2 separate regions of the Homo sapiens genome follow, and region 2 is linked to region 1. Evidence: chromatin loops called from intact Hi-C (ENCODE). Cell type or tissue: dorsolateral prefrontal cortex. All regions are shown on one strand. Each heading gives the region's core, and the rest is flanking DNA. Links, peaks and the distances in the headings are about the cores only.

The links. A loop is a pair of places that touch in the nucleus more often than their neighbours do. Peaks named below come from ENCODE experiments on the same cell type or tissue, not always from the same donor. Only the 100,000 strongest peaks of a DNase experiment are listed, where the experiment ranks them.
Region 2: it touches region 1 in a loop (4-fold over the local background); 5 of 110 quality-filtered maps call a loop at or near these places.

The regions. Positions count from the first base shown.
Region 1 is chr1:165,064,366-165,076,022 of GRCh38, forward strand. No RefSeq gene overlaps it. Among named protein-coding and RNA genes, the nearest start is that of LMX1A-AS2, 130 kb to the right of the region's middle. In dorsolateral prefrontal cortex, for the core only: a CTCF peak has its summit at 9,236 (motif pointing left); DNase peaks (open chromatin) are centred at 4,556 and 5,656; H3K27ac peaks cover 7,416 bases.
Region 2 is chr1:164,977,359-164,989,015 of GRCh38, forward strand. It overlaps the pseudogene RNU6-755P. Among named protein-coding and RNA genes, the nearest start is that of PBX1-AS1, 210 kb to the left of the region's middle. In dorsolateral prefrontal cortex, for the core only: a CTCF peak has its summit at 5,820; a DNase peak (open chromatin) is centred at 5,873.

The sequences.
Region 1 (11,657 bases), core at 1,419-9,418:
ATTTTTACAACCATACCCACTGTATGAAATACATCTTGTATTGCACACCAATACATATATTAAAGTAAAAGTCTAATAAAATAACAGTAATCCTCACTCAGTGCAAACACACAAGATCAATATCTGATGTTTTGGAGATGACTTTTTACTAGGAAAAAAGTCTGGTTGCCAGGAAAGATGGGAATCCCAAGGCCAGAACTCCGCCTGATACCTGTTGTTCTTTACTGGTTGAATTCACTTCATTAAGATAAACGCTACTCGACTCACCTAATTAATTTCCTGAGTATACACAAACTCTATACTGGAGAAAAGAGACCTTCAAATGAAGAAGGAAAACTAGTTCATGGGTTCCATTTTACTCATATTATGTCCCTTGGGTAAACTGACTCATTTGATTAAATAATGAAAAGTTATTGACTGAAATCTGGACCAGGGGAGCTTATTCTTCCAGATGCGACACTGAGGCCCTTCCTTCCAAAATCTTCTCTAGTTTCCTCCAGCTGAATTGAATACATTCTTCTTCCTTGGACCTGGGGTTCTACCTTCTTAGTAACACTAATGTATGAATAGTTTTCAATTCGTAAAGTCTTTGTCTTTCTCACTAAATCATAAGCTCCTAGAACAGGTTTAGTGCCTTATTAATTTCTTCCTACCCAGAGTCTGGATGCTTAAGGTTGTTTGTTGACTGTTGAGTCTATTTGTGGGAAGGTTCGCTGGATTGAATTTGGTTGACTAGAACCAAAGTCTTATATGTCAAAGATGTGGGCTCATTACTGAAGGCACTCATGCTGGCTAGGAGGCAGAACAGTGATGCAGCCAGTGTCATGTGCCTAGACTGGAATCCCGTCCCTCCTTCTACTCACATTCATGTAACTTGGGCGGGTAACTTACTTGTGGAGTTTCAGAAGATACTGAGAGCAATTATCTCATAAGTTTATTGTGAGAATTAAATGCAATAATCCACAGGAAGTGTCTGGCACATAGTAAGTATTCAATAAATCTTAGGGATTATTGTTTTCACTTTCCTCTGTGGCCTCTTGTGAGAGTTAACAGCCACGATGAAAGTCAGCATGCAACAGGATATCACCACCCCAGGGTGCAAGAAAACTAGGCATGGACTTCACTTTATCAATTTGAAAGTAATTGATCTTTAGTATAGGACAATAACCTGCTGATCAACCACACTTATGGCAGCATTTTGGTGATTTCTGTCTTCAGGTTATTTGGAGATGGACTAAAACCGCACTGTCCAATACAGTCACCATTAGTCATACATAGCTATTGAGCACTTGAAATGTGGCTAGTCCAGGCAGTCACAGCGACTCACGCCTGTAATCCCAGCACTTTGGGAGGCCGAGGTGGGATGATCACGAGGTCAGGAGATCGAGACCTTCCTGGCTAACACGGCGAAACCCCATCTCTACTAAAAATACAAAAAATTAGCCAGGTGTGGTGGCAGGCGCCTGTAGTCCCAGCTATTAGGGAGGCTGAGGCAGGAGAATGGCATGAACCTGGGAGGCGGAGCTTGCAGTGAGCCAAGGTCGCGCCACTGCACTCCAGCCTGCGTGGCAGAGCGAGACTCCTTGTCAAAAAAAAAAAAAGGAAATGTGGTTAGTCCAAATTGAAACGTATTCAATGTGAGATACCCCAGAGTTTGGAGATGTAATTTTTAAAAAGAATGTAAAATTTCTTACTAATAATTTTATATTGATTACATATTGAAATAATTTACCTATAAAGGGTTAAATAAAATATTATTAAAGTCAATTTCATTAGTTACTTTTAACTTTTTAATGTAGCCATTTTACTGCATTATGTATGTGGCTTGCATTATATTCTGTAGGTCAGCAAGGGTGTCAGAGTTGGGCACATACTGTACCCTTCCATCATGTTTCAGGTGCATGGTTCTTAAAAAGCAATCATCCTCCAAAACCCCTCTATACAGTTCTCCTCCCACAGATCCAACTGCATTCCCTCTAGTATATGTTTTTCCAATCAGTGATTGGCAACTTATTCCTAGCATATTCTTATTTAAAGGTGTCTTGCTTTCCACGTGTTAGGAATAGTGCATGATCAGATTCTATTTATCATACTGATGATCCGGCTAATTGTATAGAATACAGTCAATAAATGGTTGAAAATATTGTTTTTGTACTTCATTCAACAGGTAAGTAAATAATAAGTAATAAGCATCAAATAAGAGCAAGCACCATGTTTGATGCTATGCTATGGGTAATGCAGTGATGAATATAAGGCAGTGTTGCTTTCAAATAGCTTAGCATACATAATATAACCTAAGTTTTGCTCTTTGCTATGCCATCCCCACATATCTCTTGAATCCCTTTCTAGCAGTTCTCCACCTTGTACCAGATGCCTCAGTAGTACCAAACTACCAATGCAATCCTGACCTTACCATCCTATTCTACTGGAAGCTTTACCTTGTTAGTTCCTCTGCCTGAAATGCTCATTCCTCCCACCCTTGTCCTCTAAATTGAACGTATTTCCCTGACTCAGTGTTTCATGCCTTCCTCTGAGAAGTCACTCCCAACCCTCCAGCCAAAGCAGCAATGGCCACTCCATTCTTCATGCAACTAGCAGGCTTTACAATATAGTTCTATTGTTGATCTATCACACCCGATCGCAATTGTTTACTGGCTATTTCTCTTACTGGTTATAAATAATTTACAAACCACATGTATATTTAGAGTAATTGGATGTTGATTTCATACTTAAAGACCATACACCCAGAAAACCCATGTACTTCTACCATCCATTCCCTAACTGATAAGCCAGAGAACGAAATGTATGTAACCATGATTTCTTTTGGAGGATAAGTCTGATATAGGAAGGAGAGAAAATTAATTTTTTTTTTTGAGACAGAGTTTAGCTCTTATTGCTCAGGCTGGAGTGCAATGGCATGATCTCAGCTCACCGCAACCTCCGCCTCCCGGGTTCAAGCAATTCTCCTGCCTCAGCCTCCCGAGTAGCTGGGATTACAGGCATGTGCCACCACACCCAGCTAATTTTGGATCTTTTTAGTAGAGATGGGGTTTCTCCATGTTGGTCAGGCTGTTCTGAAACTCCTGACCTCAGGTGATCTGCCTGCCTCGGCCTCCCAAAGTGCTGGCATTACAGGCATGAGCCACCATGCCTGGACTGAGAAAATTAATTTTAACATGAACTTATATGACAACATTTTCATAATCAGGCCATATCCCTTGCCAGGACATCTCTGGTGTAAAGGGATGGAATGGTACTTGATCACATATGTGTTCATCAATCAATTTAGTGCAACTTTCTGATTTAGATGTTTTGAAAGCTAGGAAGTTTTGGCACTGTCTAACCACAGTTGCAAAAGACCCCTATGGGGTTGAAACAAACTGCTCACAGAATGGCAGAGTTAGAAAGCTTTTCCGATTCATTTACTTGAACTTCAAGAGCTTCCCTAAGTGGAGCTGTGCTGACCAGCAAGTGTTATCCTGCTTGACAAAGTCAAATTCATGAATGAGTGAAGGCAGCAATGCCCATCAACAACACATGCAGAGTGTCTGGTATGCAGTGGGAGCTCAATACATGTTGTTGAAAGAAAGAATGAATGAGTATCTCTGCAGAAGATCAGGACTGACTTTTATAAGTTGAGAATGTCCATTGCTCATGCTGTGGCAGTAGTATCAAATAACTGCTTTATAAGCATATTTTCTGAGAGAGTTGCAGAAAGGGTAAGAGAAAGACAAAACTATGGAATGGTTCTTGTCCTCAGAGGCCAAAACAAAGTCAAAGGGAGACACGATGTTCTCGGAGCTATGCAAATATCTCTTCTTTGTCCTATTTCAGTAGGGAAATGAGTTATGAGGATCTTATTCAGTTAATTTCATTTCTTTAAATTTCTCACCCTATATTAATTAGCTGATAGAACCCTTATGGTGTGATGTGTGTTTAGAGCCATTGTAGAATGCACATTTTCACCGAAATCTGTTTTATGGGACTTGTTAGCACGGATATTATTTAGCTAAATAGCTCTTAATGATTTCTTCAGAGTCTGCTGCATCAGTTGGGTAATTCATTTTATAGTTGGGGACTTAAAAAATTCTATTTTTTAACCTACTCAGCCCTAGTGACCTGTCTCTATACCAAGGAGGATAATGGGGTAACACTGTGTTCAGAAGAGATTTAAAATAATACTTGATTCATCCATAAAGGAGTAATGAAAATTTTCCTGAGTGTAGTATTATTCTATTTCAAAGAGTCTTAAAAAAATATTACTTTTTCAAACAAATTGCTTCAAGGAAAAAGAAGAAATCTGAATTCCATCAAATATCTGGCTTTTTTGAAAATAATCTGTTGAATTCAAATAACTGAGGGTTGATGTGAATTTGTTTGCACAAATCAGTTAGTTGGTGCACCTGGGAGCAACTGGACTCAGGTTCTGAAAGGCCCATCCGGTGAGTTCGATTGCAGTCAAGTCACTTGACTTGTTAGTCAGTGACTAACAGATCAAGGGTTTCGTGTTGCTGCAGGCAATGCCATAAAATGTCACAGAAGAACTCCCCAGCATCTCAGGGCTGGGGCAGCTGTGGCAGTGGCTCTGTGATGTCAGCAGCAGTGTTCTCATAGGGCGGTTCATTTTGCTTGTGAAATGCAAATACTCGAATGATGACAGATGGGGCTGGGAAGAAGTGTTTTGTTTTTTTTAAAATAATTCTATAGTTCCATCAAATGTTCTGGTCTTAGGCAAAGGAGAGACTTGAATGTGGCATATATTGGAACCCCATGGTGGTCAAGAGATGTTTCTTTGTAGGGTTCTTTTTCATGTACACTTCAAGATGAAATTAAATCTCTCTGAAAATAAATCCCAAGAATCATGTCTGATAACATAAAACCCATCAACAGTTCTTGCTTAGACCTCAGAACACCCATTTTAAGTATAGAGTCTACTTGGTTTTCTGGAAGGAAACCAGATCTGTGCACTTGGCGGTACTTTTGTCCAGAGTGCTGACAACCTTAGACCCATTACAGGAAGCTAGATCCTACTTTTGGAGCCAACAGCCATTTTTCCTTTTTCAGTTGGTTCTGATAGAATATGTGCAGAGTACCCACTGCCACAGAGTAGAGTGGTTAGCAGCCCAGGAAAGAAATAGAAATTGAATCAAATTCCCATTTCTGCCACTTACAAGTTCTGTGAACTTAGACAAGTTATTTAACTTCTTTAATGCAAATTTACTCATTTGCAAAATGAGGATAATAATATCTAATTCACAGGGCTGCAGTGAGGATTATGTGAGATAACATATATGAAATGCTTAGTGAAGTGTTGCTTACGTTGTAAGTGCTGAAAACCATTATCAGCCTTTAGCAGGGTCTTACCTAAGCTCTGGGGGAAAAGCTGGGTTTTCATGATGGCAATGAGGGCAAAGGCTATGTATGTAGTTACCACTAAATATTCTCACACGAAAAGAATATATAAATAGCTTCATCTGCTTTTTCTAGAACAGAGATTGGCAAACTTTTTCTATAAAGGTTCAGATGGTAAATATTTTAGGATCGTAGCTATATAATTTCTCTTGCAACTTTGTCATAGTAGCATGAAGGCAGCCATAGACAATATGTAAACAAAGGAGTGTGACTGTGTCCCCATAAAACTTTGTGTACAACCCAGGCAGCCAGCTGGACTTGATAGTTTGCCAACCTCTATTCTGGAATAGAAGCTGTTGTTTGATAAAGGACAATGGTCAATAATTCAAAGGAACAATAACCAGAATCACATCCTATTATTTTTCTGCATCTCTTTGTCCACCCCTCAACCCATACAATAGAATGTTTAGTTGATTTTAGTCACATAGAGGATTTGTAGCCTAAATTTCCAAAGGTACTACTAGTAAATAATGTACAGATTATGGACAGTAATAACATTTAACAGGCTAGATACAATTGGCTATATAGATGAAACAAAAAGGAAATTAAAACTTGGTTAAAAAACACATTTTGCACAGGAAAACTAGATAGTCTACATCATAGAGAATTATAAAATGAGCCATTGATTCTCCCGACTCTCTGGTGAGTATATTTTTAAAGTCCTAGAAAACTTAGAAGGCACAGTGAGAATTGGAAATTTTAACATCAAACACACACACACACACACACATAAATATTCAACTGATCTTCAAAAGAAGCATGACCTTAGAAATCACTGTAGGATAAATTCCAGCTGAGTCTCCACACACAAACCTGCTTCGTAAAAAGGAAAATGATCATGTTCAAATTCACTCTCATCGCTGACTGTGTTGGGTGAAAAAAAAGAGAACACAATGCTTTAGTTAGATATTTCAAAGTTAATCAATCAGCTAGTTTTTTTCAAAACAACCAGGTTTTTAAATTAGTTTAACTTTTCTTCAGTTTTCGAATCTGACCATTTGTGATATTGATATGCAAATCAGATCACATTCCCCTTCCCATGCCCTTCAATGGCTTCTCTTTGCTCTTGATGCTCTTGGGATAAAGACCAAACACACTATCTGTCCCACATGCTGTTCCTTGGTCCTCATGACTTCCCATTCCAGCTGCATCTTCAACCACACTCCTCCAGGCTCTTTAAACCTCAACGATGCTGGTCTTTTGTCATTTCCGCCAATGTTCCAATCTCTCCCTCACCTTGGTCTAACTCACCACCACTACCCCTCTGCCCCAAAATCACCACCACACACACGCTGTGTTAGTCTCATTAACTTCTGTACACTGTTTAGGCCTCTGTTCAAAACTTACTTCCTCAGGGAGCCTCTCCCAAGCCCCAGTCAACTGTGATAGAACCTGTCTCTAGCCTACAAGCTCTTATTATAGTTTTTCATTATACATTCATTAGGGTGATGATTTAATTAATGTCTGTTTTTCCCACTGGGCTATCCATCCCCCAAAGAGCAGGAAATGGGCCTCTATTTGAATGGCAGAGGACTCACCTCAGTGCCTGGAATGCAAGCAGAGCCATAATAAATAGAGATAATGGAGCGGTCGTCAGAAGGATATAGAATTAAAATGTAGCCATGAAAGGTCAAAACTGAATTTCTAAGGGATATTGTATATATTGCAGACAAAACATTGCCATTTTTCAAAATAATACAGATTTTCTTGCTTGTTCATTGCTCTTAACTCATTTTCTAGATTTAGTTTGGCAAACGTTTTCTATAAAGGTGCAGATGGTAAATATTTGGGGTTTGGGGGCTGTATGATTTCTGTTTCAGCTACTCAACACTGCCATTGTAGCACGTTGTGGAAACCAGAGACAGTACAGAAACATGAATGTGGTAGGGATCTAACAAAACAAGGGATTCTCAATTTCCATACTGTTGACATTTTTCCCCAATAATTCTTTGCTGCTGAGCTGTTATGTGCATTGCTGTATGATTAGCAGCATTCCTGACCTTGACCCATTAGATGCCAACAGTGCTCCCACCTCCACTAATGACAACCAAAAATATCCCTAGACATTGCCATAGGGGAGCAAAGTCATCCCAGTTAAAACCACTGCAATAAAATTTTATGAAAACAAGTGGCAAACTGGATTTGGCCTATGGACTGTAGTTTGCTCAATCCTGATCTGAAAGAAAGAAAAAGAAAACTAGGAAATTCCCTAATGGGTGCTATTTCTGGAAGGGCTATTAATTTATTTTCTAGCTTCTTGGATTTTCTTCATGGGGTATAGACCCTTTGAAGACTTTCTTTCTCAGAGGTGGGTAACCTCTTGGAGTATAATCATTGCAGCCCTCAGAGACAAGCAGGGGCAACTGGTTTAGACTGTATAGAATTTGTTTGGTCAAGTAAAGGATGCTGGCTCTGTTTATATGTGAGTTATTCCACCCATTTGGACCCCTGTAATCCCTTTGCTTACTTTGATTACTTTGATTAGTTTTTTGTTTTTTGTTTTTTTTTTAACTAGCTTCTAGCATAGTGTGCATTGCAAGGCAACTGAGAGCTGAAGGTAGAGTGACTAACGGCAGGGCTAATGTAGGTTAGCACTAGGTTAGATCCAGCTGTTGATCTAAGTCTGAGAGAGCTGGAAGTATGATCCTAGGAACCATTCTATTCCTTCCCACCTTAATTTTTTTTTTTTTTTCTTTTTGGAACTCAGGTACACAGACTTGGATTTATCATGGTCTTTGGATCATGATACCCTCTCATCACTGGTCTGGGCATGGCCCATTTTTGGCTTGTTTATATGTTTATGTTATAAATATCTGTGCCTGCCCTGCCACTCCCCCAACACAAAAAATAGAACATAGTCACTAACTGACCCGTCCCTAGATGTTCTATCTCTATCCTGTCCCTCTGTTTCCCCTCACCTGAGGCAACCATGTCCTGATGCTTATCTTCATCTTCCTACTTTACTTTGCAAGATGTTGGTTTTCTCATCTTTAAGGCGGGAAAGGGCAAAGTGACTGTCATCTCATCTTTTAAAGCTCCACCTTTATGGCTTTAATGCTGGCTTCATTTTCTCTGGCAATCCTCAGAAATTGTGCCACGCAAATATTTTACATCTCTAAAGAGGAGAAAAAAACCTAGGCAAGTCAATGTTGTGAGAGATACACACACAAAAACAGAGATTTCAGTTCATGTTGAAGATAGCTCATTGTGAGGTATCTTGCAGCCAAGGAATCTACAAGGTGCTAAGGCCATGAAGATGTGCTATATCAAAAAACGTTTTTCCTCTGCTAGCCAAATAGATTTATTATAAATATTGAGGCCTTTCCCCTTCCTTGGTCATTTCTCTACTTTAACATTAAAAGAGTTGTATCATTTACACAGCTCTGCTGAAGAGAGTTCAGTCTATTTGCCCCTGGGGCAGCAATGCTGGTATGGTAAACTTCAACACAGCGTGTAATGCATGGTCTAATTTTAAATTCTTCAAAATGCCGATTTATTTGACTTTTACCAGACCAGGAAGATAAGGCAGTCATGCTCCCATGCAGCTCGACATCTCTGTATGCTTGAAATTAAACCTCAGGGAAGAGGGGAACACAGGCCTGAGCACTGGGTATGAATAAAGGAGGCTGGTGCTGACATACAAGTGAAAGGGAAGATGTAAAAGAGAAGGAGACACTTGGGAGAAAACAATCCCTTGTGGGGAGGGAGGGGAGATGAATGTCATTAATAGCAATTTGCATCGCTATTGATTTAATGTGGGAGAAACTGAACTCTCCTGTAGCTGTCCCTGACATATTTGGGTGAGATTCTAGTGACCTCCAGTGGAGGTTCTCTAGAATTACCCTCATTGCCCCGGGACACTAAGACGTTAATTTCTGCACTTAACAAACCTGTCTCCCCTTACACATATTTTGTGCTCCCTTTACTATTTGAATTGAAAATAGCTTCTCAATGCATATAATTTTCAAATAATCTATAAAAATTCTAATTGTAATACAAAAGTTCAAAGTAATTTTTAAATAAAATAAATCAAATAAAAATAATGAATAAATATATACATAAAATAAAAGAAAATCTATATTCGAAGATATAAATGTTCACATCTGGGTGTTCTAGAAGACATAATTACTTGGAAACTTGCATCTAGTCCTAGACTCATCAAAAACCCAGAAATCCAGTAGGTGGAAATGTACTATATTGGCCTCAAGGGCCACCAGCAGCATTGCTATAGGTTAGGTAATTTTTTAAAATAAGTTAAAAAAAAATGGTAAAATTCCAAACTAGACAAAGACAGTCTTCCCTAGGAAACTTAAGGTATATTCAAATTTTGCAAAATGCCCCCCAGGCAATTATATAGAGGCTTTTCTCCTGTTCTAGTGAAGCTTTCCAAAACTGCTGGGGATGCTGCAGCAATTCTCTGTCACGCTGGACTTGCTGGACTGTCCTCTGTATTGTAGAATATTTACCAACCCTAGTCCTGCCCCACAGATAGTGATAGGACTTCTCATCGATGGAGTGATCAAAAACTCCCATGCAAATGACCAAAGAGCCTCTGGCGAAAGAACCACCCTGTGAAGCATTGCTGCCCGGGCCTTCCTCTGACAACACAGAGGGCCCTTCTACCCTATGGGGGTATTCCCCTGGGGCTGACTCCAGGACTTGGAACTATGGGGTCTTGACCTTTTCCTCCTAATTTGGGGAATTCTTGACACTGCAGACAGGGTGTTCCTGGGGGAGCTGGGAGGGGAGAGCAAAAAAGAGGCTTCAAACTGGTGAATGGTGGAGTAGGTGAGGTGAGCACAGCACTTCAACCTGACCACAGCAGCACGGGAGGTGGAATGCCAGGTTCTGAAGCCAGATCTCATTACCATGAGACTCCAGGGTTGTAGCTCTGCACCAGTGGCTCTCCTGGGTGTGTTATTTATCTTAAGTTCAAAGCGGGGCATAGTTGGCCTCACACTGCTAGGATTCTGATAATTTTTCCTTCAGGCTTTTGAGAGCGCAACTCTCTAATTCTTAGTTGCAAATGTTTCATGCCTAATAAAAACAAAATATACTCAACAGAGATTATTAATAACAGCACGATGATCCGAGAATAGATTTTGTTGTTTATTTGTTTGTTTATTTTTTGGGAATAGCGCAAATGTTCTACACTCTAAGCCAACATTCTCCAAACTGTATTTGAAGGGACGCTCACTTTACTGGGGCCAGTCATAGATATTTCTCTAAAAAAGAAGTGTTCTTTATTAAACAAGATCAGAAATGCTGGCTTAAATGACTTATACCAGGCATAAATTTCACAAACTCCGGTGTGCAAAAATGTAACTACTTTCTAAAATGGAACAAAAACTAACTTTTCAATTTAGTCCTATTTGGTGTCTTAGGAAAAAATACTAATACCAACAATGCAAGGGAGACTCCACTACAGCAAGTGACCTCTGTCAGTCTAGGGCTGTCCCCTTCACTCTTCTACTTCCTGTGGGTGACATAAAGTTAGGGTGGGGCCTACTTCTCCAGGCTTTGGCAGGGAGAGGGTGCCAGGTCTTCAGGCTCTGCGCTCCGGACATCCACTGCCAAGGGGATAGGTCTTGTCTGTTTTTGGCCTTAGCCTTCCACCCTGATGCCTTGGCCATAATCATCCCATCTCTTGGGGCCCTTTGGGTCTGCCAGCCCTCATTCAAATGCTCTTCCAAGGCCTTCTCCAGTGCACAGACATTTTAGCTTCTTTCCCTACACCACAAGCAGGTGTGAGAAGCTCCAGAACATTTCTAGGCTGGAAGCTTCCCCAAGCTACATTATGGAATTGAGGTCCTGGGTCCTCTGCTTTAGAACCCCCAAAGTTATCTGGATTTCTATCATTGCATCATGTGGCCCATTCCCCACCAGGGATGTTGGCCTGTGTGTTGATGGGCCAGAGGGCCCGTTCTCAGAAAAACTCTGTTAGTTGCTGAATCTAATATTCTTCCCGCAGGTTCAGAAAAAACATCAGCCTCCTCTATCCCTGAAGGGATTTTTATTTCCTCAGCCTGTGGCCTAAAATTGGCTTGGCAAATAGTCTTTGACCTTCCAAACCAACTAATTAGAACAATGGTTCAGACGATTTTGCCTTCCAGGGAACATGTGACAATGTTTGGAGACATTTTTTATTGTCACAGCTTGTTGGAGGGTGCTACTGGCCCCTAGTGGGTGAAGGCCAGGAGTGCTACTAAACATCCGACAATGTGCAGACCAGTCCCCAGTAACAA
Region 2 (11,657 bases), core at 1,264-9,263, 87 kb before region 1:
ACTAATACTATTGATAATAACATGAGTGCAAAAGCAAGATATAGAGCATACAATTTTGGAGGAAAATAGCTGTCAGTGAAAAATGTTCTTAAATCAGCTTTTTAGGTCACCTGAGCAGCTTTCTAAAAGGACCTGTCCAATCTCTATCTCAGGTTCTATGAAGCTCTAAAGTCTTTGGGCCCGATAGCTACAACAGTCACCTAATAAAAGTCTGCATGTCCAAAGATAATGGTGCAGGATCATGCTCCACTCTGTCTTCCCTGATATCAGCAGCACTCTCAGACAGTTGTTGGGGAACTTCCAAAGGCAATACCTGTAAGAAGAGAAGAGAAAAACAGCTGCAGCACTTCCTGTCTGAGCAGCCACATCAGCACTGCTTTAATTAACATGAAGAACTGGAAATTATTGCTACTGACCGTGCAGAGGTAAAGGGTGTGCAGGAAGGGGAAGGTCACAAGGCACACAGGATGAGAGCAGTGCTAGCATCATTAAATCCTGCCTGCATCGCCAAATCCTGCCTACTGGACACTTTCGGGGGTCATATGTATTTCTTATGCTGATCTCACTGGACATTCAGCTAGAAAATCTGGGTTTGAGGCTCCTATCTGCCACTCATGATTGTGTGACTTCAGAGGAGTCTCTTTCCCTTTCCAGAAGGAAGCCTTCACTTCCTCACCAAAAAAAAAAAAAAAAAAAAAAAAGAAAAGAAAAGAAAAAAGATTTGGGCAAAATGGTTTCTGAAGTCCATTCTTATTCCATCAATTCAATAATTGTATTATTCTTTAAAATATTATGTCTGCAATCTTAATTTTTTTAGAAAAATAGTAGTGACATCCTGAAAGATAACTAAAAGGGATGACCAAGAAGGACTGATATAAAAATGGTGGATTAGGATAGTCCATCCCTCATTTCCCCAGGGAAACATCAAAAAACAAACAGAAACTGGCTAAAATACAGGACCTTACAGGAGTTATGAAAATAGTCAAAAGTCTACAGCAACCAAGCAAACATTTAATCAAGGAAAAGCTACATTCAAAGTAGGAGGCAAATTCATGGTGATTCACTTGCCCTTCTCCTACACCCTTCCCAGCATGGTACAGTGGGCCTGGAGGAGAGGCAAGCCGGTTCCCCATTCCCTTCTTTGAATCAGAAGAGCAGAGAAGACCTGAGTTGCAATGTTCCAACATGTCTGGGAGCTCCATGAAGGATGGTTCTCTGTCTCACCCAAGTTGGAACTTAAGTAAGAAGTGGCAGGGCTGCTCATGAAAGCTGCAAGAGACTACAGACCACAGATCCACAGAGCTGTTTTTCCAAATAACCAATTTTCAACAAAAATTACAAGGCATACAAAGAAACAGGAAAACATAGCTTGTTCAAAGGAAGAAAATAAAGTGGCAGAAATCAACTCTGAAGAAACACAGACATTTGGCTTATAGACAAAGACTTTAAAACAACTGTTTTAAATATGCTCGAAAAGCTAAAAGAAAGCACAATGAACTAATAGAAGTCAGCAAAAATCAATATATGAACAAAATGAGAATATCAGTGTTTCTTCTATCCATATGTGATTTTGTTATTACTTGTCCCATTTTCTTTCCACAGGCAAGTATTATAGGCACAAAATTAAATCTGGGTTACAGTGACATTCCAAGTTGTATTCTCGATACAGTAGTCCCCCATTATCGGCAAAGAATAAGTTCAAAGACCCCTAGTGGATGCTTAAAGCTGCAGATTGTACAGAACCCTATATACACTGTTTATTCCTATAATGGGCACGTATCACACAGAGCATATATACACTGGAAAAAGGGATTGCTCATGTCTCAGATGGCATGGAGCAATATTTCATCATGGTACTGAGAACAGCATGCAATTTTAAACTTATAAATAGTTTGTTTCTGGAATTTTTTATTTAATATTTTTAGACTGCAGTTGATCACAAGTAACTGAAACCATAAAAAGTGAAACCATGAATAAAGAGGGACTGCTGTATCTTCTACATTTTGGGAACTATGCTAGGTGCATTACATACTTGGTATACTTTTTTACGTAATTCACCCAACAACTCTACAAAGGTATTATGATCATACTCCTTTACAGACAACGGTCATATAATTCTCTTATGCCCTCTTGATATCTGAAGTCATTTTTGGCTGCAGAGAAATTGCTGGAGGTTATCCCCACTACTTCCCCACAATTGGCACCATTGTCTCCTCACCCACGTTTAAGCCTCTTTTCCGTGATGCCCATCCTAACTAAGCTCCTCTGTGCTCTATATCCTATGCACCTTTGTGTAACCCTTTTACTTTGTGAGATGCATTTCTCCCCTCTTACAACCAGGGCTGTGAGTGTCAAAAGGTTCATGCAAATAATGACTGGACGGTGGTTTCTGGACAAGGCAGATTATTAGAACTATCCCAAGAGACTTTTTAAAAATACAGATTCTTAAACTCCGCTTAAGATCTGATCAGATTCTCCAAGAGTGAGGCCAAGGTTTTGGTGTGGGTAAACTCTCCTGTGGGTAATGTCGGTGTCAATCAGGCTTTGGGGAACTGCTGTGGGGACTCCAAGCAGATTGCTCTTGGTACAGGGAAAGTTTACCCACAGCAGCAGTCAGAGAAGACTCAACTGAGGAAGTCAAACTCCACCTGGTTTTTAAGGACACATGAAATTCAGATAAATGATGATGATTGAGAGGACATTTCATCCTTGCACAGAGGCCATGTTAATCTTCTCTGTATCCTTCCAATTTTAGTATATGTGCTGCTGAAGTGAGCACTGAAAGGGCATTTCAGACAGGATAGATGTTAAACAGGATACAGAGGCAGGGAAACATGTGACCTATTAAGAAATAATGGAAAATGTTAGTCAGGGAGTAATCACTGTTCCTGATGCTTGCCTCCATGTAGACAGAATTCTGTTAGAGTAACAGTCCTGGCCTCTCTTTATCCCTTCATTCATTCTACCAGTGCAGTTTAGGGAAGAAGTTTAGCCTGTGCTTTCCAGCACCTGCCCTTCCTCCTCTTTGGGAGTCAGCTGCTTGGGGACAAGACAGGAGCTGCCCTGCTCCCCCACGTCATAGCTTTCAGGAGCAGGTTCTACTCCTGCATCCCACACTACCTGAGGCTAGGTGGGTAGAACCTTGGGGTTTCAGTATTAATTACTCTACTAGCCTGAAGTTATATGCCACATTCTTCAATATTAATGTCTTAGTTCAGGCTGCTATAACAAAGTAACATAGACTGAATGGCTTGTAAACAACAGATCTTATTTCTCACAGTTCTGCAGGCTGGAAATCTGAGATCGGGGTTTCAGCATGGTTAGTTCTACTGAGAGCTCTCTACCAGGTTGCATACTGCTGACTTCTTGAATACTTACATGGCAGAAAGAGGGTGAATGAGCTCTCTAGGGTCCCTTTTATAAAGGCATTAATCTCATTTGTAAAGTCTCCACCCTTATGACCTGATTACCTCCCAAAGGCCTTATCTCCTAATACTATCACATTGGGAGTTAGGATTTCAACATATGAATTCGTTGAAAATGTTCAGTCCATTGCAATTAGCCACTTAGAAAATAAAGGTAATATGTTCATCTCCTTTCTACCTTACTCATTTATTTCTTAATTGTCTTAGAACTCAGCTAAGAAAGAAGGGTGCTATTTATTAGGTCCCTCAATCCCCCAATAGGACAACAGTGTTGAAAAAGAAAGATGAGGTCAGATTAAAAAGCACCTAGCATGCCAAACTTCATACAAGGGGTTCTTAAATTTCTTGAGGTCACAGAGTTTTTTGAGGCTCTGATAAAAGTCATGAACATTCTCCCCAGTTAAAGATATATTATCAAAATTATCAGGGAGGTTCTTTTAAAAAAATACAGACTCCCAAATCCCACCCAAGATCTCCTGAGTCAGTTTCTTCAATGGTGTAACATGCATTTTGATGTAGGTAAAATCTTCTGCAGAGAAATCTAATGTTCATTTAGCATTACATTCTATTTCAGGGTATCCATACATTTCCTGAAGCCTATCCATGGCTGTTCTTTCCCAATGTTAAGAACTCTAGCTTTAGGCAACAAGGGCAATTGTGTTCCAGGCATGACAAAAGAGACATGGCAGGCTTAGTGATGTGGTTCTGATAGTGATGTGGGCATTTCGTCTCAAATCTAAATTGACTCTACAAATAATTATAAGCTTGAAAGAGCAAAAAGGTCCTCCTTCTTGAATTTCCTTGGTGGAATCCATGGCAGATCTGTGCAGGCCTCTGGGAGCCTGATGGAAAGAGGCTAACCACCCCCTTACTGGAGAACACTGGGAAACACAAGGGTTCTGTTGTTTTGGGATTCCTATGGCTCCATGACATGGCTCTCATGTCAGATGATGGGTTACGAAATAAATGGGTGATGTTATACTTGGCTTTTCTCATTAGCATTTCTTTTGCCTTTACATTCCCCCCACTCCCCCCAAAAAACTCCCACCAAATTGCAGCTGCTTCTTCCTTAACCTAAAGCATATAATGCTAGCAATTTTGGAAATGGAAACAAGCTAGTCTGTCCAGAAATCTCCAGAGCATTGTAGACTAATACATTAAAATTAAAGGGAAACAGAAGCCATCACTGCAAATTGCAACATTATTGTTCAAGCCAAGATCATCCTAATTATAAACTAGCATTTTTATAGATGTCACAGGGGCTGTTTTAGTGCTGCTTTGCTGATGCTAAAAAGATAGTGTGGAACTGTGATCAGGGATTCTCACACTACTGTCTAACTGGAGGAAAAAAGAGTTAATTAGACTCTTTTTGGCATATTAGTGAAGACAGGCTTATTAGACACATTTACAAGCTAATGATATGCCTATACTCTGCTATCAGAAAATGCATTTAAATAAACTGATTTACAGTTCAGCCATTTTCATTTCTTTAACCCATATATTCATGATTACCCACATTTAATTTACATGGAATCAGAATATTTCTGGGGCCCACTCTGCAAGGTGCTAATGATATGTTGTTCTCTGCTCATCCTGCCTTTCCAAACCTATCTTGGACCACAGGTAGCCCCCACCATACTTGTTGTTCACTTTCTAGGTTGAATAGCCTTGATTTCCCTAAAGTCCATTGAACCAACAGTGATGGGTTTCAGAGCTGTCACTCATGAAGACGGCAAATGTGGGAGGGAGAGGGGGTAGACATTGTGGGGACAGGCAGAAGGCAGTAGCTAAATGGCTTGGGTAACTAGTGCCACACTCCTCTCCTGAGCTTCCTGGGGAAGGGAGCAAGCATGGAAGGACAGGGGCATTTCTTTCCCCAGCTCAGAAACAGAAGGCCTCCCAGTGAGTCCTGAGTCATACATTTGGGGCCAAGATAAACCCCTTCTCCATTGAAGCTGACCTTTCACAGTGCTTTTAGTGCTCGTTCTGATAAACACAGCCATCTAAGCCTGTCACAGCTGGAGAGCCTGTTTCTGCCACAACAGGCTACTTCAGCTCCCTAACCCCTGGTTTCCACATTTGTAAGATAGAGATCATAGCAGTTCTTTTCTCAAAGTGTTTTTGAGAAGATTAAATGTGCTACTGTATGTAAAGTGTCTAGCAAACTGTCTGGCCTGTGGTAAGTGCTCAATAAATGTTACCTGGGATCATTCACATTATTATCACTATTTCTGCACTCTTGTGCTTAAAAGCTTTTGATGGGTCCCTATTTCCTAGAGGAGAGAACCTGAATTACTTAACATGGTCCTCAACCTCCTTCAGATTCTCATCTTGATTTCCCTTTCCAGCTTCCTCACCCCTCCTTCTCCCACAAAGCCACACACCAGCCCCACAGACTGCCAGGCTCCTCTGAGCATCCCTTTGTCCTGGGCTCATGCTGCTCCCTCTGCCTGCACAGTCCTGCCCTGCTGACCAGCAGCCCTCACTTCCCGGTCCCACAGAAAGCCTCCTCCTCCTTAGGAGCTCAGCTCCTGGGACCTCTCTAGACTACTGCTCCCTGACACCTGCCCTTCCAAGAGAATAATGGCTCTTGCCCAGATTGTACCACACATACGTCTTTCAGGTATCATCTACTTCACAGTATGAGAGTAAGTTGTTTACCAGGCTGTCCCTCTTGCCAGTATGCTCTTCCAGGACAGAAACCAGAACCAATTCCTATTTTTATATCAGGGTCTGAAATAGTGTTAGGCACAACCAGGTGCTAAATGAATGTTTATTGAATCCAGTGGAATCGAACTAAATTAAACTGATTTGAACTAGAGTTTCAACTAGATCACTTCTAAGGTGTCTTCCAAACTTTAGATTCCACAAGCCCCTGTTTTGATAAAATATTCGATTTAACTCCCTTCTCTGAGCTTAGTTTCCTTATCTATAAAACGTGAATGATAATGTCTAACTCACAGGGCTATTGGGAGACGTAAATGGGTCAATTCATGTGAAAAGACACTGTACATTTCAACTGCTACACAAGTGTTAAGTAGTATAGACTTTCTTACCCTTGTGCATCTTCTGGGAGAGGACAGAATAATAGAAAAGTGCATTGTCTGTGCAGCTAAATTTGTATTAGTTTGGTGCAAAAGTAACTGCGGTTTTTGCCATTACTTTCAATGGTAAAAAGCACAATTACTTTTGCAACCAACCTAATACTTGTTGTAAATATTATTCCCATTCCAATTCCCCTTAGTAAAGGTAATCTAAGTTTCATTCCTTCCCTGCTATTCATTTCAACTGGATAGAATTGGGATGAATACCTGGAGTAAGTCTCCGTACAGTGTGGCCTTCCGTTCAGATTCTCATCTCAGTTCCTATAATAGAAGGATTGCAGAAAATACCTTTTCTCCTCCCTCCTGTTTCTTCAACCTCCTCCATAATATCAAAGCCCAGTCCATCTTTTTATGATGATACTCATCATCAAAGACATCATTTGACTTTGACGCCAGAGAATGACTTTGCATGCCAGTGACTAACAATGTTACGGAAAATTATTTCTTTAGAACTATGCTACTTCACTGTCAAAGAAAATGTCACTTTTGTAAGGTAATAAATGTGGTTTATTCGGAGCGTGGATATGTTGAGATCTGCCATTTAATTTGATAACAGCTCATCCTCAGCAATTCTTTGAGATAAAGTCACTCAAGAGCAATTTCTGGCAAGTACTTTCCCAAGTGTTTCCTGAATCCCTGTGTTCCAGAATGACAGCTCCTGTTTGTCTGAGGCATCTTTTGAAGAAAAAGGATTAATTCACTAAATAGGAGGCTTGGAGGAGCCCTGTTTCTTGTCACCCAGTCCAGAGCAGTCAATGCCCTATCTCCAGTTTCCATCATACGTGGGAAACTACTCTTAGCATCCAAAGGTGCAGTTGGGTAGCATTTCTGGCAGCATTCCTACTGTGCCCCAGATGAGCTCAGGAAAAAGACACTCAATTGTGGGAGGAGAAAACAGAGGGCAACTCCTCCTTCTCTATAGGTAGCTGCGCAGTTGCAACAAAGGCTGGGCCAAATATTTGCTCATCTATGGGAACACAGCCCTGAAATGGGGTCGGGAGCGCTACAGAGAGTAAGACATTGGCTCAAAGGACTCATAGAGTCATCTTTACTTACAGGACACACCTGTGTGTCCACTGTCCTAAGTATTTTACTCATTTCTGAAACTGCAACGATAAATGACTTCATGAAATATTCTCTGTGCGTGTTTGGATGCGCATATAATGCATTCAAATCTATGTAGAATCATAGCATGTTTAAATCGGAAGAAACAAGACTCTGAGACATTGGAAGATAGTGACTTTTTTAAGTTTTATTTTGGGCTTGGGGTACATGTGCAGGTTTGTTATATAGGTCAATTGCATGTTGCAGGGGCTTGGTGTACAGATTATTTCACCATGCAAGTAATAAGCATAGTACTCGATAGGTAGTTTTTTGATCCTCTCCCTCCTCCCACCTTCCACCCTCAAGTAGGCCCTGGTGTCTGTTGTTTCCTTCTTTGTGTCCATGAGTACTCAGTGTTTCGTGCCCACTTATAAGTGAGAACATGCGGTACTTGGTTTTCTGTTCCTGTGTTAATTTGTTTAGAATAAGTGCCTCCAGCTCCATCCATGTTGCTGCGAAGGACATGATGTTGTGATAGTGAATCTTCTTTATTCATTTGTTTCAGGAACAGAAAAGCTGGAGTCAAAACCCTTACTGATACTTATTCCCAGTTGGAAAACCTTGAATATGTCCCTTAATCTCATAAACTTTCTCAAGAGCAAAATAGAGATGGAATTAATATCTTCCCAAGGACTGGATGCAATAACATAGACAAAGCACTCAGCACAGTGCCTGGCATCCTGTAGGAACTCAGTTCACAGTGGTTGTCATTGCAGTTGTCAGAGGTGATACTATAAGAGACTGCAGTAGTTGCAATAGTGACTGAGCACTTATCACAGTGCATAGAATACAGGGAAGGCCCAGTAAATGTTGAATTTATGACTAACTAGTAAGTGGATAAGTAAGCCTACTGTCCTTCATAGTTCAGAAAAGGGTACTGAGGAACAGGAGGGTTAATGAGTGGAAAAAAGTCACACAGCAGGTTTTTGGCCTCAGAGCCTTTGATTCAGAGTTCAGAGCTCTTTTAGTTATCTCTGATCATCACCTCTTTCCCCACAGTCTCAGCATCTCATATGCTCCCCAACATATGTGTGTATGTTTGAGATACACATGCCTGTCTGACAAATAGGAAAACTAAAATTTTGAAGGAGGTGCCCTACCTGGGTTCCCTGGGGGCTGGTGATAACCTGCAGATGGATGCACTGTCTGATGCATCTTGTATTTTGCTTCTCTTATGTCAGAAGCCCAGGTCTGGAGCAGGATTGAGCCGGAGCCTGGAGGTGAAGCAGTTAAGCTGAAATTTGAGCACAGATCTCCAGAGATTCTGTGGCTGAATGACATTGGGAAGATACATAAATTTGTCTCCAAAATGTCTTTGCTTTTGTCTTCTTTGTATTGCCCTTCTCCACCTTATCCATTTGATTTACACCACGGTTTCTACCCTACCCAGGAAGTGTAGCCACAGCAAGAAAGACAGAAGAAACAAAAGACGTTACAGTCCTGGCATAAATTATAGGTTTAGAAAAATAATTGTCTAGCCCATTTCCCACCATATAGAGGGAAATGAAAAATAAAATCTCTGAGCTGACAAATTGAAAAACAATAGGCAAGGAAACAAGAACGATCCTGGTTTGAGTTTCTGAGAATGGGCCCTGTCACCTACTAATCTTGGACTATGTCCTGGGGATTGACATTGCTGGGAAATGCATGATATCCCTGTTAAACTGAAGACCAGGAGGAGATGATAGAAACCATGGTCTGCTTTCTATAAAGCAGGGAGGGAGGAGTAGGGCATCACCCACAGTGGCTCCTTATATCCTCAAGCAGCAGACGCAAAGCAAGCAGGCCACAAAGGAAGTTGGGGAAGAAAGGGACAGCCCACCACATGTTTCCTGGGCCTCCAGAGTTGCTGAAAGAGCAGTCAAGCTTTCCTCTGTCTACTCCCCCTCATCACTCCCAAATAAGCCAAGAGGTAAGAGTTGAGGAACAGTAGAGGGAGGAAGAGAGGGATGGAGGGAGTGGGAGAAAGAGAAAGAAACAGCACACCTGAAGGAGTGTCACAGTCTTGACAAGAAAATCCCACAGTGGAAAAGCTTGTGGACAGAAGACCAGATGTGGATGCAGAGATCCCAGCGGAGTCCTGTGAGAAACTATGATGACAATCAAGAAGGAGATGTAGCAATGCACATCTCTGTACATGGGCAGTTACAGATTCCCACCAGATACTTGTCTCCACCCCAATGTGACTATGTACTCCAGAATGTATAGGTTGCCTCAGAAAGGAAGCACAAGAGAAAACCTAGGGTTTATTGACTTTAAACCAAAAGTGTTTGAATCTACTCTAAGTGGACTAAGATTGTTTTTCAGGCCTCAGGTGAATTGGGAGCTAAAAATACAACTCTTGCAAAATGTGAATTGTATTTTTGCACACCGGGGGGACTGACTTTAAATTATTTCCTACTATGAATTTTTTTTTGTCTTGGGATGCCAGTATGTGACAGCCATTGGGCTATATACCATCATCCATTCTGCCCAAACTTACTCAGTCTGCTGAGAGCAATCTAAATAGGTCTCTGTTGTACATCAGAGCAGGCCCAAAACACAGGCATACACTCAAATGCTCAGAAAACTTTCCAAAGTACCTTTAACACAGCAGGGGTTTAGTCGTGGTGGTGACAATGACATTAGTGATGACTGTACACACTCCAGATATAAAATCCTCCAGAATAATGGACACAAAATCCTTAATATATATCATGTTTGGCATTCTTAGTATAAGACTTGGAAATGTTTTATCTTCAAACTCTTTTTATCTTTATACCTCTTACTTGAACTCCAGATTCATAAATCTATTGCCTATTTGACATCTCTACTTGAATGTGTAACAGACATCTCAACTTAACACATCCAAAGCTTAACCTGTGAGCTCCACCCCAGCCCCTATCCCCTCCCCAGCCAAATCTATGATCCAAAAATATTAAATAAAAAAATTCTAGAAATAAATAATTCATAAGTTTTCATTTGTGCACCATCCTGAGTATTGTGATGAAATCTTGCACCAGCCCACTCTACCCCACCAGGGACGTGAATCATCCTTTTGTCCAGCACATCCATGATGTCTATGCTACCCTTAGCCACTTGGTAGCTGCCAGTAAATTGGCTGTCATAGTGCTGTGTTCAAATAACCCTGATTTTCCTTAGTTGTTCTATTGTAGTATTAGTTGTTATTATTAATATCTTACTGTACCTAACTTACAAATCAAACTTTACCATAGGTATGTATGAGTGGGAAAAATCATAGTGTACCTAGGGTTCAGTAGTATCCATGGTTTCTGTCATTAACTGGGGGATCTTGAAACAGATCCTCATGGACAAAGGGTGGTCTACTGTACCTTCAAAAAATATTCAGAATTCGACCACTCTTAACAGCTCCACTGCTACTACTCTTGTCTAAACCATCTCTCACCTGGACACTTCAATTGCTTCCTACTGGTCTTCCTCCTTTCACTTCTGCCATGCTATGTTTCACAGAGCAGTCAGAATGATCCTTTTAAAATGTAAATCATGTGATGTTACCCCTCTGTTCAAAAACCCTCTGATGGCTTTTATCTGACTCAGATAAAATCCCAAATTTCCAGACCTCCTTCCCAGACCTCCTTTGAAATGAAATTTAGATGTGGTACTTCTTCAGGCCATATACTCTCTCTGTGACTTGGGAAAGGTATTTGAACTCACTCCTGTGTGTTTCTGATCCTGCGTCCTTAAGTTAGTGGCAATCATAGTATATACCTTGAACATGCCAGGCATGTCCTTGCCTTGGGAATTTGCATGGCTGAAACCTCTCCCTGAAATATTCTTCTCCCAATTATTCATATAGAGTGTCCTACTTTTGCAAGTATTTGCTCAAATATCACCTTTAAAAATAAGTCCTCTCCTGAGCACCCCATCATAAATTGCACCCTGGCACTCTTCCTCTGCACTCCTAATATCTTCCTCTGCCTGGACTTTTTTGCCTTTAGTATTTATCACCTTTTTCCATATACCATAATTTTATGTTTATTGCTTGTTACCTGTCTCCTCTCAC